Regions from separate parts of the Homo sapiens genome. Here region 1 is linked to region 2. The links are chromatin loops, found by intact Hi-C in ENCODE. Cell type or tissue: dorsolateral prefrontal cortex. All regions are shown on one strand. Links, peaks and the distances in the headings refer to the core of each region. The heading gives the core; the rest is flanking DNA.

Region 1 (9,160 bases), core at 712-8,711, 59 kb after region 2:
TCTCAGCCTAGCCAGATTGTAAAGAATAAGATGGTGTGTTCGACAATACGAAAGGTGTGGCATAAGAGTAGTATGGATAGGCTGGGCACGTGGTGGCTCATGCCTGTAATCCCAGCACTGTAAGAGGCTGAGGTGGGTGCATCACTTTAGGCCAGGAGTTTTAGAAAAGGCTGGCCACTATGGCGAAATTCCATCTCTACTAAAAAATACAACAATTAGCCAGGTGTGGTGGCACATGCCTGTAATCCCAGCTACTCAGGAGGCTGAAGCACGAGAATCGCTTGAATCTGGGAGGCAGAGGTTGCAGTGAGCTGAGATGGCACCACTGCACTCCAGCCTGGAGGGCTGGAAGACCATCCTTCTTAAAAGTGGCAAATAACTTGGCTGAATTATGTCCATGTCTAGTACTTTATGGAAGGCAGAATTTAAGAACAATGAATTCCAGTTTTGGTGACAGAGCAAGACGATGTCTCAAAAAAAAGATTTTTTTTAAGTAGTATGGATGGAAGGAAGCCAGATGCTATTCAACAATACAATGAAAGAATGACCCCAAAGGCAGTTTAGAGATTTTTTGAGGCTGAACAAGCCCAGTGTGCTAGGGCTTCAAAGGCCTAACAGTTTCAAGGGAGAGGTCCAGGGTACCTGTGGGAACATAAGGCTCACTGCCCAGGGCCACTCCAGTCTCTGCTCCCTGCATTCTGGTGCATCACTTCTTGACTGCCCTAACAATGCCACCAATGGACCCAGGTATGGCTTAGGTCACTACTCCGAAAGGTACAGGCCATAAACCATGATGGTGTCTGCACAGCGCTAACTCTGTAAGTGCACAGAGTGAAAAAACCATGGAAGCATGGCAAACTCCACCTAGACTTTTCCTCTCTTGCTGTCTTCCTTTATGTTTCATTGATCTTTATGTAGTGACATAATTTGATTACTTTCTCACTTATTTTTGTGTATCCTCTGCTGGTATTTTCTTTGTGGTAACCATGAGGCTTCCATAAAACATCTTATTGTTATAACATATTCTAAACAAACATCCACTCATATTTTGTTTTTACATATTCAAGAGTGAGGGTAAAATAGAGGCATTTTAAAACAATCAGAGCATGACAGAATTTATCAGTCATACTCTCAGTAAGTGAATCACTGAATTTTTAACAGGAGATAATTGAATGAAAAAAGAAAATAGGTTGAAAGATACCCCTGTGTATAAATAAACTGCCAAACTTTTGGAGCAATCTGAACAAACACTGATGCTAAGAAAATAAAAAATTGTGGGATATAAAAGCTAGATAAAAATAAAATACCAAAAATAGTACCATGTAAAATGAGAGGGAGTAATAGGAATTAAAGCCTTTTTTATTTCATTTTTTTGAGATGAAGTTTCACTCTTGTTGCCCAGGCTGGAGTGCAATGATGCAATCTCAGCTCACTGTAACCTCCGCCTCCTGGGTTCAAGCAATTCTTCTGCCTTGGCCTCCCAAATAGCTGGGATTACAGGTGTCCCCCACAACATCCGGCTAATTTTTGTATTTTTAGTAGAGACGGGGTTTCATCATGTTTGCCAGGCTGGTCTCGAACTCCTGACCTCAGGGATCCACCCACCTTGGCCTCCCAAAGTGCTGGGATTACAGGTGTGAGCTGCCACGCCTGGCTGAATTAAAGCTTTTTAATCTGTGTGTATTGCTCTGGAAAGGACAGAATTATTGATTAAATTAGCCTGCCAATTTAGGTATGCATGTCTTTATAATGACTGAAGTCTATTTCTCAGGTCATAACCCCAAAAGACACTATTTCTGTTCATTTCCCTTTCCCTACCCTCAGTTCAGGAGTTTAAAAAAGCAGTAAGATACCAACTACTCTTGTATATCTTTTGTAACAGATAGATTTTGCTGGTAATCTATACCAGCAAACCTGTTTCATGATTATCTTCCTCTTCAGAGAGCTATGAGCACTTCACTTATCTTTCTACCAGAAGTTAAATGTTTCCTCTTCATCCATTCTCACCTCTTCTTTTTAAGCTTGATTCAGGATTCAATCTCATTATTTCAAACCAAGGTAGTAAAATATAATCACTTATGTGTATCTGAATTACCTGGAGAAAACTTGTCAAAATATATAAGCTGGATTCCACATTCACATTCCCGGATGCACACATGCAAGAGAACTGAGATGAATACTTACAGGAATGTTTCTAAAAGTTTTTCTCCATCCAACTTATTTTGATGCACAGCCCATAATCATCAAGTTAAATCTACTTACATATTCTAGGATACCATGAGGCAAGACATAATTTATAACAAGTCTCTATAATTCACTGAGTCTACCCTAAATCATAGTATCCTACAGTAAAATTCCAATAGATCTTATGTTTAATCTGTAACTTGGTACCTTGCAAAATTCCTTTTTTTCTCATTTCATAGCAATATATGCTTATTATGGGATAAGAAAAATTTCAAAGAAAATTGGTCTTAATTCTATTTTTTTCATTTTTATTCTAATTTTTCCATTTTTATTCTAATGTGTATGTGTGTATGCACATATACATTTTGCTAAAAAAATTACATGTTTTCTTTCTTTTTATATATCAACTTGTTCTTGTCTTTCTTTATGTAATGTTATTTCGTGGCCATTCTCCAATGCCTTTATAAAAATCTTCCAACACCTAAATTTTTGTTTTATATTTCATCATATAGGTGTACTGTGACTTATTTACAGTCTACATTGTTGAACATATAATAGTTTTCATTCTTTACTAAGATAATGACATGAAGTTCTTCAGTACGAATCTTTGATAACTTTCTTAAAAGAGTTTCAGGAATGGGTTTACTGGGGATAAACATTTTTTTTTTTTCCAGGCGGAGTTTCGCTCTTGTCACCCAAGCTGGAGTGCAATGGCGCGATCTCGGCTCACTCAGCCTCCGCCTCCCCTGTTCAAGCAATTCTCCTGCCTCAGCCTCCCGAGTAGTTGGGATTATAGGCACCCACCACCACGCCTGGCTAATTTTTGTATCTTTAGTAGAGACAGGGTTTTGCCATGTTGGTCAGGCTGGTCTCAAACTCCTGACTTCAGGTAATCCGCCCACCTTGGCCCCCCAAAGTGCTAGGATTACAGCCACCGTGCCCCGCCGGGGATAAACATTTTTAAAGCTCTTCATTTCATGTAGATTATATTAAGGGTCTGTTATTTATGTGAAGTTTATCTCTTTATGGAGAATCACACCACCTCAGAAAATCTACACTCTTTTACAGACCATTATGAAATATGTGGTCTCATGATAGAATATTATAATCTTCATAGAGTAGATGGGGTTGCAGAGAAATCAGACATCTGAACTCTTTTCCCTTTATTACAATTTACTTGCTCTGTGGCCTAAAGCAATTCACTGAACAATTTTGTTAGAAAACTGCCTCGAGGTTCTACGGAGTAAGGAAGAACAGGAAGGTTATATTCATGTTCTCTTGAAGATTGGACTGTGGGCTATAACATTCAAGGAGACAAAACAAGATATAAAATTAAGAGCCTAGTCCAACATACAAAAGAAAACAAGTGACTATATTACTCCAGGGGCAACATTGCAAAGGATTACATTTAACATATTTGTAGAAGTTTCCAGAAATTGAAACACCGTATTGGCCTTTCATAAGAAAGCATTTTTTTTCTGTTTAAACTCCTAAAATGTTTCACTTTAACACAGCAAATTCACTTTATAAAGTTAACATTGTTCCATAATTATTTATCTAATTTTTATATGTATAGGTTATTCCCTTTTTCCTGTTTCTTTCTCAAATGCTCATGTAAATTTAATACAAGAAATGGTTTAGTTATTTTTAAAGCACGGACAATAACATGTCTTTTGAACCGACGCTGATTTGGTGAAAGCAGAGAGGAACCTATTTGAAATTAAACATCTGTTGCCATTTTTAATTCTGTAGAAACTTTTGGTAATTTATAAAAAAGCATTTTTCAACAAACCCTTATGAGCACTTTGTATGGGTCCAGCCCTGTTAGACAATAAAAATTCAGAAAACAGTAAGAGATGATCTCTCTTCAAAGCATTCATAGCATGGTAAGAGAGACAAACATGTATACAAATAATTACAGTACCATGGATAGGCACTACTACACTTGAGAAAACATTTAGGCTAGAATAGAAAAATAATAAATTGAGCCTTGTGGTCAGGTCTGGAAAAACTTTTCAGAGGAGGTAACTTTTGAATAGACCAAAAAAAAAAAAAAAAGAAAAAAAGAAAAAGACTTCAAAGCAGTGAAAAGAAACACATTAAAATCAGAGGCTATAGCATGTTGCATTAAAAGAACATAGAATTGGCCGGGCACGGTGGCTCACGCCTGTAATCTGAATACCTTGGGAAGCTGAGGCAGGTGCATTACAAGGTCAGGAGATCAAGACCATCCTGGATAACACGGTGAAACCCCATCTCTACTAAAAATACAAAAAAATTAGCAGGGCGTGGTGGCGGGCGCCTGTAGTCCCAGCTACTCGGGAGGCTGAGGCAGGAGAATGGTGTGAACCCGGGAGGCGGAGCTTGCAGTGAGCCGAGATCGCGCCACTCCAGCCTGGGCAACAGAGCAAGACTCCGTCTCAAAAAAAAAAAGAAGGAACATAGAATTATAAAACATGGATGATGCTATGAGGGGTCAAAAAAAGTCACTATTACAGAAGAACTGTCTAGTAAAATACATCCTGTCGCTATTTACCACCAGGTATCACTTCTCTTTTTGCTGTAATCCTTAAGAAGTTATTAGAAATCGTTTTATTTGGTGCTTCTATACAGATATTGTGCATAATACTCTCCAAACTAAAACTGATTTGTGAATGAAATTTAAAGAGAACATAAAAAATCATTCAGTGATTGTGATAGAACCAGAAGGACTGTGAGCCTTCAGGACTTAAGATGTTTGCCACAGAATAACTGAGCAAGACTTCAAGAAACATGGTACAGAAAAGAGAGTTTCCCTATAGCTCAGACTCACTGTTTGGAGCAGCATTTCCAGGAGAACTGAGCAGAGTGCAGAGTACAAAGGCCCTGGAATTCTTTCCAAATATCAGTGACTTTCTGATGATGACTTTGATGTCTTTGGAGTGAGGCATGTTACAAGCACAAAGTATTTATTACTAACTTGTCACAGGAAAAATTATCTCATAGAAAAATTTAAGAGCTGAACGTTAAAAATTTCAACCTAGCCAAACAACATTCTTTGTTTTATGATGAGCAGCCTGCTAAATAAAAAAAGAAAAAATAAAATGTCATGAGCAATTAACATCTTTCATGCAGTGTTTCTGTACAAATGTCTATTAAATATTAAGGTGGATCACGACTGGCAGCTCTCCAGGGCTCTGCAGAGCACACAACACATGCGGATCATCTGTCTGCATCAGCAGAGGCTGCAATTCAGAGATAATCAAGTTCTTCTCCCCAACTCTATCTGCAACTATCCATTTCCTTTTCTCTTTTTTTTCCTCCTCCCCATTGAAAATCTAATGTGATGATTTAAAATACACCTTTAAAAAAAAAACCTACACATAAAAAGAGAGAAATTAAACTGCACTTAAAGATTTACTGTGACAGAATGTAATGTGGGATATGTTTGCTGTTTCTCCTGGTATTTCCTGGGATGAAGCATTCAGCTTAAGAAGAAGAGAATTTTATTATCTGTTCAGCAAAGCCTAGAGAGAAGATTAGCCTTCCAGATATAGAACTACAGAAAGCACTACGGAAGGCTAGAAGGAAGAAGCACATTCCAGTAGTAATTCACACATACTCTCCCAGAGCAAATTTCCTCACAAATGGCAACAAGATTCTGTTCAAACATTTACTAAATTAGATGTGCTCTATTTTCTTCCGGATGATTAAGTACTTGGAAGCTAATATTTTATCCTTAAATATTTGCATATAATGATTTCTAAGACATGCATGAGGCATATCTGATACTGTATTTAAAGGGTATTCAAAAAGAGACTCTAGAAGAGCTGTGTACCCCAAGAAATATTTCCTGTTCATAATCTTCTTTATGCTTCTAGAGTGCCTTGCACTTACCACTACTCTTATGTAAATCACACTGTCTGGTGTTTACTTATTTACTCATTTACTCATCTCACCATACTGACAGAGGGCAGAATTTGAGATTTACTTGTTCTTGTATCTCCATACACTGCCCTGGCAATATCAAGCATTAATAGAATGTTTTTAAGTGATTAAACAATAGCTTATAACCTTGAGGAGTTGATATTATAGTATTAAATATAATAATAGCATAGGTATTTCATTTTGAAACTAAATCCTATTAAAATGTAATTTAACACGTTGATGCTTCAAGGGTTACAACTAAGTGTCTTCTGAAATGATGCTGAAATTATCATTCTTCGAAAGTGAAAACAATTCACATTCCAGATTTTTAATTCAAACGGTTTTATTGTGACATCTTATAAGAGAAGGAAAAAATATTTCTATTGGTAGTTTGAATCCTATGAATTTAGAAAATATGTTTTTTAAACTCTAGTTAGCCTGAATTCCTAAAGTTTCTTTGAATTTATAAAACATATTATTATAACCAGATACATATTTGGTTATACATAAACCTACAGTATTTTTCTAATATTTTAGAATTTTTTTCTTAAAAATTAGGTCAATGTTCAGTGCTAATTATTCAAACTATTCAAAAATTTCTCCTTCTGAGTAAATCCTGCTAAAGTATTTAGGCCATGAGTGCTTTTATCAGAAGGAACCCTTTGTGCTTTGAGTTAGCCATTCTCATGATTACTTACCACCCTTAAACGCCTAAGAAATCAAGATAAAATCAGCAAGAATTGATATACGTGCCTATAACTACCATGTGCCAGGAACTGGCAGTGTCGTTTACATGAATGTGTTATTCAGAAGAGCTGCCTCTTGGTTTCTGATTTCTGGCATCCAAAGTAGAATTTGATTACACACAATACTCAGTATCTCAAAGCTGTCATTTGATTTCTCAGCTCTAGTAGCTTTGTAGGTAGGTGGATAATGTTTATTCTGCACCCTTGAGAAGAGTTATCATTTTAAAGTAATACAAAAACAATTCAAGAAGCAGTGCAAACCATTTTAAAAGTAATGGTCTGCGATGCCACCAGAACGGGTGGATTCTAATCTTGGTCTGTTGGTACCTAACTGTGTGGTGTTTGGCTAATCTCTCACCTCTCTGTGTCACAACTCACTTCCTCATAAACAGAGAGGGTTCTAGGATTTACTCACTCATTCCAGGTAGTTACTGTGCACTGACCATATGCAAGACATTATGGTAAACTTCACAGATGATGCAAGTAGTCTTCAAATTGCTAATAGAAATAACTAGTTCTTTTAGAAGTTGAGTTAGAAGTTACTGAATTGAAATAGATGTAGTTACTTCCAGAGACCCAGAAATTACTAAATCTTGTCCTGCCAATCACCTATTCTTTCTAAGCCATTCCCGAGGGAATTACGCATACATTTATTGACTGGTGTATATTGAACCATCCCTGTATCCCTGGAATGAAACCAACTAGATCATGGTGAATTATATTTTTGATGTGCTGTTGGATTTGGTTAGCTAGTAATTTGTTGAGAATTTTTGCATCTATGTTAATCAGGGATATTCGTCTGTCTGGGTTTTTTTTTTGTTGTTGTTAGGTCCTTTCCTGGCTTTGGTATCAGAGTGATATTGGCTTCACAAAATGAGTTAGGGAGGATTCTCTCTTTCTCAATATTTTGTAATAGTTTCAATAGGACTGGCACCTACTAAAACTATCGAATGTCTGGTAGAACTCAGCTGTGAATCTATCTGGCCACGGGCTTTTTATTGTTGTTGGCAATAAATAGTCCCATCAAAAAGTGGGCAAATGACATGGATAGACATTGTTCAAAAGAAGACATACAAATGGCAAAGAAACATTTAAAAATGCTCAACATCACTAGTCATCAGGGAAACACAAATTAAAACCACAATGATATATCATCTTACCCTAGCCAGAATGGCCATTACTAAAAAGTCAAAGAACAATAGCTGTTGGTGTGGATATGGTGAAAAGGAAAAGCTTATACACTGTTGGGGAGAATATAAATTAGCCCAACCCCTGTAGCAAGCAGTATGAAGATTTCTCAGAGAAGTAAAAGTAGATCTTCCATTTGATGGACAAATCCTACTACTGGCTATATACCCAAAGGAAAAGTCATTATTATCAAAAAGACACCTGCAAGCATAAGTTTATACTGCACAATTCACAACTGTAAGGATATGGAACCAATCTAAGTGCCGATCAACCAGTGAGTGAATAAAGAAAATGTGGTATACATACAGCATGGAATACTACTCATCCATAAAAAAGAATGAAATAATGTATTTTGCAGCAACTTGGTTGGAGCTGGAGGTCATTATTATAAGTGAAATAACTCAGTATTGGAAAACCAAATACCGTATGTTCTCACTTATAAGTGAGGGCTAAGTTATGGGTACACAAAGGCATACAGAGTGATATAATGGACATTGGAGCCTCAGAAAAGGGGGGACAGATTAACAAAAACAACATACTGGGTATAATGTACACTACTCAGGTGACGGGTACACTAAAATCTCAGACTTCATCACTATAACATTCATCCATGTAACCAGAAACCACTTGTACCCCAAAAGCTATTGAAATTTTCTTTTAAAAATGAAAGAAACTGAGTCAACAGCTAATAAACAGAAAATCTCAGACTGGAACCAAGGATTTGAATCTAAGGCATGTTTTCTTAATACTATCCCCTAAAACAGTATAAGGAACCAGATATCACTTTTGAAATTGATGCTGTTAATCCCAAACAAATACCATTACCTTCAAAATTGCCTCCAGCAATAGAATAGATACAGAATAGATATGTTGTACTTATAAAGACCAATGTTGTTTCCCTCCTCTAGTTTGCTTTGGAACTCTCAGGCTGCTAAAACAAGATGCCTATTCTTTGCCATCAGCCTGCACCACACACTGCCTAGAATGGTGACAAATAGAATCCTCTGCTCTCATCTTTGTTTAGAAATCTGTCCCTTTTTCTATATTGTATCTAGAGAGGATCAAAAGACTGCCTGTGTTTTGTGCATCTTCATGAGTGTGTGTTCTCTGTGAAAAGGCATATTCATATGAAAAAG
Region 2 (9,160 bases), core at 730-8,729:
GTCACATCTTAACTCCTCTTTATAAACCCATCAGATCTCCTGAGACTTATTCACTATCACAAGAACAGCTTAGGACAGACCCATTCCCATGACTCAATTATCTCCCACGGGGTCCCTCCCACAACACATGGGAATTGTGGCAGCTACAATTCAAGATGAGATTTGGGTGGGGACACAGTCAAACCCTATCATCCACTTATATTGTCATTGCTGCTGTTACTGCTATTGCCAGGGCTGGGCTTCTGGTAAAAATGGTCCTTCTTTCTTGTCACCCTTTTCAATAAAGCTTCAAATATTATTTAGTATGACACTTATTTTTATAGACCTTTGTAAAGAATCTTTATCAAGATGATGATAACAACCTTTCAAGTCCTTGTTTGCTACGGAATGCCATTTAAGTTATATTTAAAAGGCTGTACTTATGCTTTAAGATGTTGATATTGTATATTGCATTGACAGATTTTGTTGTTGTTAAATCATTGTTACATTTTTGGGATAGACATTACATGTTCATATGACATATTTTAATTTCAATGGACTGTTTGATACGATTTTAAATGTTTATTTAAGAGTTTTGCATTCATGTTTACATGGATTTTTTTCCTGTGAGCTTACATGTTGTTTTCCCTTTATCAGATTTTAAAATATATGTATTCCCCTTTTTCATCCTTTATTGAATTAATCACTGAATTAATCAAATTTTCTTTGTTGCTTTCATTTTTACTAATAATTTCAGTGTTTTATTTTTCTTCTTCCAATTACAGTAAACTTTAATTTTTAAACAACTTCTTTATAATGATATTGTTTTTAACAACGACTAGTATTAAACTTTGTACATATTATATCCCCTCCAAAAGTCAAGAACTAGAATATGCTTTTGCTTTTATTCGCCATCCCATGTTGATACCACCTGGAAATTTTTTATTATAAGTAGTCAATTTCAGAAAAAATAATTATAGTTAATACTTATTTAGAATTTACAATAATTTTAAATAATTTAATTACTTATCATTACTTCAGGTATCTTATTTCTTCTTCTTAGGTTCATATTTGTCTTCTTGCTGGAGGGCACCTAAGAGTAAATCAACCTCTGTCTATAAGTGATGATACATTTTCTGAATCATTCATGTGCAAAACCACCCTATTCCTTTCTCACAATTGAATGATCAGATAATTACAAGTTCAAAGTTACTTACCTTCAAATGTATGTTTCTATTATCTTCTTGCATCTGGTGAATCTAGTGAATGTTTATGTAAATCCAATTTCAATCTTACCATTATTTCCTAGTAAACAATTCTCTTTCTCTGGAAGATTTTAGGGTTTGTCTTTGTCCTTGGTGTTCTAAATTTTATTTGGATAGGTGGTGCTCTGATAGCTCACTCTAAATCTTGCTGAGTGCTTGCAGAGGTATACGCATTTAACCTGAAGACATAACTTTTTCAATTCTAAGAAATAGTTGTCTAATATTTTATTTAATATAAGGTATCACTTTTCTTCCACTCTTTTCTGAGTCTTCTAGTATATGCAATTTGGAACATGGGAATTATTGTCTATATTTTGTCTTATCTTTCAAACTTTTCATCTTTTTCTTTTGTCCTGCATTCTATAAATATTTGATTATTTAGAACAATAAGCCCTCACTTAAAATTGTCAATAGGTTTTTGAAAATTTTGACTTTAAGCAAAACAATGCATAATGAAACCAATTTTACCATAGGTTAACTGACATAAACAAGAATTAAGTTCCTATGGTATATTTCTAGTTGCAAAACATCACCAAACTTCTGAATAAAGACCAAAAACAATTACAGTATTAAACATTGAAATAAATGTGAGCTATATGTGCATTTTTAAAAGATTAATAAAAACAAGATATTATTTACCCAGTTTTTGGTGAATCAGTGACAGCAGTCACAGTTGTGATGGTCAAATCAAAGAATAAACGTTTTCAAAGTAAAACTTGCAAGGAGCACCTCCTAACACTATGCAGTTCAAAAAAAATGATAACAAATATGATGGGTTCACTGAGAGCTTTGGTACTGCATTGTTTTTGTCATGTATTTGTATGGTCATAGACTTTACACATTTTTATAGCATGATAATTTTTATTCACTCATTCATTCATTTATTTTCCAACTTGCTTATTCCAGTTCAGGATCACAGGTGGCTGAAACCTATACCAAGAGCTCAGGGTACAAGACAGGAACCAGCTGTGGACAGGATGCCATCCCACTGCAGGGCACACTTACACACACACTCACAATCACTCACACTGCAGCAATGTAGACACACCAATTTACCTAATGTGCACACCTTTGGGATGTGGGAGGAAACCAGAGTACCTGGAGAAAAACCATGAAGACACATGGAGGAAATGCAAACTCCACCCAGACAGTGGCTCTGCCAGGAATCTTTTTTTTTCATCAACATAAAATACTGAATGAAATGACGCTGATCAAGAATCTGCTTATGTAAATTTACTCTTCTGTTTCAGGAGCCATTCTGCTCTCCTTAGTTCATCTGTTTTGCTGTTATGTGCATTGATCAATTTTTAATCCATATGATTTAGTTGATTAAGTTTTAGGTAGCAATATTTGCTTGCATTTCTCTGTGCTAAAATGCATCCTCATAAGAAACTCTTTTCTTTTTCTAACCACTCTGTTTCTTCGAGTTTGAGTTCTGTTTATTGCCTTTGTTATCTCTCCTTCATGGTGATAAATTTCCCTACATACTTGGTGAATTTTTATTATGTACTCCTTTTTAAAGGGAGTTTGTCTTATTAGAATGGCTGCTTAGTACTTCATTGTTTCTGTTTGCTCTATTGCAATCCTGCTTTTGCCCCGGGAATGAACTTTAATGCTGACTGGCAGAACAGCTAATAGAAAGATAAACTATTCTGTGGTTATTATGCTGCTATTTTTAGCCTTCTGGATAATTTAAGTGCACTTTGGCCTTAAAATTTAAATAAACAGGGAGAAAAGAATGTTTACTCTGCCTTCAAGACAAAAACAAATAATTTCTTGGAGAACTTTGAGTAGATTATTATCACCACCAGATTCCAGTATAAAAGTGACAGCCCAAAAAAAAAAAAAAAAAGAATTCCTGCTTTAAAAGGGAAAAAACATGATGGGGTTATTTCACTTTAGAATGGAGGTTTGTATTTCAAGATATTGTTTTCTCTAGGCCATTCCATGAAAAGGAGTTCGGTAGGAATGATGTCTATGACATTCAGAACATTAGCTTCTGGCAGAATCACAAGTAGAAAAGTCATTTCAACATAAATTATTTTAAAATTAAATGAGATTCAACTTTGCAAGAGATACTGGATTAAGCGGCTTAACTTCTATGAATTCCCAAGACTTATTTAGAAACTGAGATTGATCACAGTAACCTATATTTCACAGGGTTTTTATGAGAACTGACTGGGTAAATATATCTGATTTATAAACTGTAAAATCTTATAAAAAGTCATTTGTCACAATTAGCTCTTGCTATGTAACAGACTACCCATATTTTTAAATATTAAGTGGATTTATAACTTAAAAAATAAAATTTTTAAGTTTGCTTTTGCTTTTGTATGTAATCATGTCTTTCTATCTTATCTCTATTTCATACAGAGAAGAAGAAGAATCTTTTGATATCCTTAATATCCCAATCCAAAGTTTCATGTATAAATCGCGTCTCCCCCTTGTGCTTGGACATAAGAATCTCCCGGGTTGCTCGTTACATAAATAATGTTTTCTAGGATTTTTTTTTAAGAGATTCAGATTCACGAGAGACCCAGACAAATGTGTTTTTAAAAAGCACCCAAAGTAAAACCTATGATCTGAAATATTTGGCAAGGACTGGTTTAAAGTATGAGCTATAAATGGTTCTCTAACAAGAGTCGCAAATTCATCCAGTGCTAATGACAAAAGGTAAAATGTTATAATCCAGGAACAAACTGCCCAAAATGTGTCTAAAGTCACCTGTTTTCATATTATCATCCCAAGGAAAAATAAGTTAAAGTGCTTAGAAGCAACCATTTTCTCTAGTCTGTGTTCCATGTGTGTTATCCCAAATAGAAGAGATTAAATTCTACTTGCTAAGACTTCCAAATAAGAAACAATTCTCTTCTTTGTGATAATCCATCCTGATTTTTTTCACACTGTCCAAAAGCTCTCTTTCACATCTGGGTTAAAAAACATATAACTTGATGGTTAATATATTATCATTGCCACTGAAATACAAAGAACTTTATCTTAAATCTTAAGTAAGCTCATGCAGTGTCCCCCAAATTATAAGCTACCTTTCACTATTCAAAAGCTTCTTTCTTGCTATGAGGGGCCAAACATTTCAGAGAAAATTAAAGAAAAAAAAACTTGATACCCCTACATACACCTAAACACCTCTGAAATGTGCTGCCAGCAATACATGTGCAGAGGTAAGAAGGATGTTTTCCAAGAAACACATGATTAGCGTGAACGCATCATGTTCAGACCTTTAGGAAAACAGAATAGCCAGGAGGGCCTAGAAAAAATATACAGCTGTTTCCAAGATGTTTTTATTTACAATTTCATGGACAGTGCACTTTGCTAAAAAATATCTGTAGAAGGTACACATTCATCTGCAAGATTGCCTTACGGTCCCGTCTGCAGCAGTGATCACTAATGAATATGCAATACATTTTTTAAGGTTCAGTAGTTTTCAGATAGGGTGGTGACAACCTTGACTGCATTTGCTCTCAAGGACTTACTCAGAGGGCTAGAGATTCTGATATGGTGCCAGTCTTACTAGCATAGGAAAAAAACTGCCTTGATCGTGCCCTTCTGTGCTGAAAATCCTGGCAGTTGTATTCAGATCCTTTCTCAATAGCAGCCTCTTCAATGGCTTGGTGTGAAACAGACATTCTAAGAATGCCTGTTTAAATCTTAGATGATGAAAAGAAGTAGACTACCTTGTCATGAAGACTTGTGGAAACAGTGGGCAACATTGAAATTAAAAATATTCCTGGGTATGCACAGATGAAATTCCATTGTGTGATTTTGGTTACTGCACTTTTGGTCTCTATTTTAGTTGAAAAACCTTTATACAGTGAGATATATAGAAATTCACCATATGCACATTGAAAGATTCATGATTGTGGCCAGTATAGCTTAATCATCTTTTAAAACTGTTTTGTATTATGACACATAATGCACATATGAAAAGTACAAAAATTATAAGGGTACAGCTCAATGACTTACAACAAAGCAAAGTCCTCTGGAACTGTCATCAGGACAACAAAGACAGTAATTGCTAACCATACAGGCTCAGCCCCAGCCATTTCCCTTTCCCATCTCCTCCAGAGAAACCACTATCCTGCCTTCTAACACTGTATCTTAGTTTTGACTATTTGGTAAAACTTAATATCAATGAAAATATACAGTATATACATTTATTTGTATCTGACCTCCCCACACACACACATTGTAATTGTGATATTCAGCCTTGTCATTGGGTATGATGGTAGTTTCTTCATTTCTGTATGGCATTTCATTATATAACTGTCATATTTATTCATCTATTTTGCTAGATGGACATTTATGTTTTTCCTGTTTGGGGCTATTATGAATAGTGATGTTCTGAATGTCTATTTACATGTCTTTTGAGGCAAATATATACATTTTCTGCTGGATATACCTAGAAGTAAAAATGATGAATTATACTGTATGCAAAATGTCTGCTTTAAAAGATAGTGCTAAGTATTTTTCCAGAGTGGTTTCACCAATTTATATTCCTATCAGTAGTGTAGGAAGACTCCTATAATCTGCACATTCTCAGCAAACCATAACTAATGTTGCCTTTTGAAATTTAGTCATTTTGATGAGTGTGTAGTGGTACCTAACTTGCCTTTCTCTTATTACCAATGAGGTTAGGTTCCTTTTAATATATTCATGTGGTAATTATTTGGATATTTTCTTCTGTGAACTTCCTATTCAAATATCATGCCGATTTTTCTATTATGTTGTCTGCCTTTTTCTTATTGATTTGTAGATTTTAAAAATTCTAGTTATGCATTATTTGTTAGTTACATATATTTAGAAATACCTTCACTCTCTGGCTTAACTTTTCACTGGGTATGCACAGATGCATACCTAGACTAAAGATACATAAATATAATCTATCCCTCTGATTACTTCTCTTTTCTTCAATTTCTCCCAGCACTCTTGCTTGTAGAGCTCTGGAATTTTCTATGTAATGGTCTTGCCCATTTTTACAATTGTTCCAAAAATATTTGTATGGTTTTTTTGGTTTTGTTTTTGTTTTTGAGAGAGTTTCACCCTTCCACCCAGGCTGGAGTGCAATGGTACAATCTCGGCTCACTGCAACCTCTGCCTCCCAGGCTTAGGTAATCCTTCCACCTCAGCCTCCCGAGTAGCTGGGACTACAGGAGTATTCCATCACCCCCAACTAATTTTTGTATTTTTTATAGAGAAAGGGTTTCGCCATGTTGTTCATGCTGGTCTCGAACCACTGAGGTCAAGTAGTCCACCAACCTCAGCCTACCAAAGTGCTAGAATTACAGGCGTGAGCCACCGCATGGGGCCAATATTTGACTTTTTTTTATGCTAAGGTATGTGGTAACTGATTTACTTTATTGTTTTCTATTATATTATTATATAATATATCTAGCAACTTTGCTATATGCATTTATAAATTCTAGTAATTTATCTTATGAATTTTCTACATAAATAATCCTACAATCTACAAATAGTGACAGTTTTATTTCTTTTCCAATATTTACATTTTATTTTTATATTGTCTTATTTCACTAACAAGGACCTGTAGATTGTAACAGACATATTTTTATACCAGTCATTTTAAAATGAAAAAATTTCAAAAATTTCACTAGTAAGTTCATGTAGGATTTTTAAGATATACTTTACAAATAAACGTTTTATTTTACTAAATGCTTTTATAGAAATCATTGAGATGATTGTTCATGTTTTTTGTTTTGTTAGTGTAGTGCATTATATTAGTTCTTTTTTCACTAATGTACTTTTAACAGTATTATTGAGACATAATGTACATACCATAAAATTTACCTATTTCAAGTTTACAGTTCAATGGGTTTTAGTATATTTATAGAATTGTACAACCATTGCCATAATATAATTTTGGAACATTTTTATCACACCAAAAAGAAAACTCATACCCATTAGTATTCACTCCTATCCCTCACCTTGGGTGAGGAACACACAGCCAAACCATATCAGTTACCTTTAAATTTGTAAGCCAAATTTAATTCAAATTTAATTCAATTTTTTTCCAGTAAATTCTACAACATTTCTATTCTTCCTACCCTGACAACATTCGTAGCATATTTGATCTATCTTCAATAACAGACACATCTTGTTGTTTTAATTGAATTTAATTTATTCTCTTTTAAAAACTAACTCAAAAATTACTTATTACTTTCTATATTTCACTATCAGACTATGCCTTTCTCCTACAGAAGTCAACAACTTCCTATATATGTATCTTGCTTTTTACATAACGACTAAAATCCTAAATTCCAAAGAGAAAAAAACCTATTAGGCGATTTTCACCTCACTTTACAGACACCTTCAAGTATATGTACCAGACGTGAAACCCAATACAAAACAATTGTTCAAAGTTGAGCATAATTTCTACCATTCTCAAAGTCTGAGCACATGGATGCTCTGAGAAAAATGTTTCATTGAACATTTTAAGGCATGCAGTAATAATAATAGCTGATGCTTACATAGGGCATATCTAGTGCCAGCCACTGTTTTATTGTCCTAATAAATAAATACATATATAATGTTAATCTTCACAACAACCCTACAAATAGATACCACTGTTGTATTATTCCCATTATACAGATTAATAAATCAGCACAGGGCATTTAAGTAAATTGCCCAAGGTCACTAGTTTTTGTTTTTTGTTGTTGTTTTGTTTTGTTTTCTTGAGACGGAGTTTCACTCTGTCACCCATCTGGAGTACAGTGGAGCAATCTCGGCTCACTGCAACTTCCACCTCGCGGGTTCAAGCAATTCTCCTGCCTCAGCCTCCTGAGTAGCTGGGATTATAGGCATGTGCCACAATGCCCGGCTAATTTTTGTATTTTTAGTAGAGACAGGGTTTCGCCATGTTGGCCAGGCTAGTCTCGAACTCCTGACCTCAGGTGATCCACCTGCCTTGGCCTCCCAAAGTGCTGGGATTATAGGCGTGAGCCACCACTCTCAGCCAAGGTCACTAGTTTGTAAGTGACAGAGATGAATCTGAACCTAGGCAATATGGCTCCAAAATCCATGTCCTTAAACTACCCTCTGGCACATTACCTAAAGAATGACTCACAAAAGTCTATGCCCACCTATAACTTATATCAATCATTAGCAGCACACTTTTGAAACAGGAATGTGTGAATATTAGTATTAGTATTTCTCACAATGGCTTGTAATGGCTAACTGAAACAAAACAGAATCAAGGAGCTAAGGCCAATCTTTAAGAAGCATTTTAATGTTAAAACTTTAGTATTGAGCCTTTGCATTATATTTAGAAATTTCTTTGTTTAGACCTTCACACATTAAATTCAATTAATGTTAAATTAAATGTTGTATTTATAAATTCCTTTTTTAGACCTCCAAACATTACATTGCCCCCAAAACACAGCTTTTGTAATCAAGAAGCTACAAAAATAAATGCCTTGGATTTGGCAAGTTTAACTGTAACAAATAGTAAGAACAATAAAAATCTAGGTCTATGTCTACCTGCAACTGCTCAGGGATCATGCACATATTACTCCAATATGGCTACCTGAATATTCCCTGTCACAGGTAATGATCCTCCCCAAAGCAGTATGGCCCCTGATTTCCAGGCAAATTTTCGCATGCACCACAGTGAAGAAATGGGTTTCTCTGTGGTAAGAGAGTAAAGCAAATGGCAGTGCTAAGTAGGAGACACAAGTACTCAAATAACCCTGACTCCAGCTTGGATTGACATCCTTACTCTTTATGCACTAATGTGAAATTCAACTCAGGCTCAGCTACCTCCATGGGGAGCCTCCAACTACGTGATTTCCTCGAATTCTCTCTACTCCCTGGGGTCCATTCAGCTCTCTGATATTATATCAGTCTTATAATTTCAGACCCACAGAGGCCCACGAAGATCAAGC

What was found. Peaks named below come from ENCODE experiments on the same cell type or tissue, not always from the same donor. Only the 100,000 strongest peaks of a DNase experiment are listed, where the experiment ranks them.
Region 1: a loop joins it to region 2, with 2.6 times the contacts of the local background. A loop is called at or near these places in 2 of 110 quality-filtered maps.

Annotation. Positions count from the first base shown.
Region 1 is chr3:107,019,292-107,028,451 of GRCh38, forward strand. No RefSeq gene overlaps it. Among named protein-coding and RNA genes, the nearest start is that of LINC00882, 220 kb to the right of the region's middle. In dorsolateral prefrontal cortex, for the core only: no CTCF peak of the experiment used is centred there; a DNase peak (open chromatin) is centred at 5,360; H3K4me3 peaks cover 1,509 bases; H3K27ac peaks cover 3,446 bases.
Region 2 is chr3:106,960,748-106,969,907 of GRCh38, forward strand. No RefSeq gene overlaps it. Among named protein-coding and RNA genes, the nearest start is that of LINC00882, 280 kb to the right of the region's middle. In dorsolateral prefrontal cortex, for the core only: no CTCF peak of the experiment used is centred there; no DNase peak of the experiment used is centred there; H3K4me3 peaks cover 1,020 bases.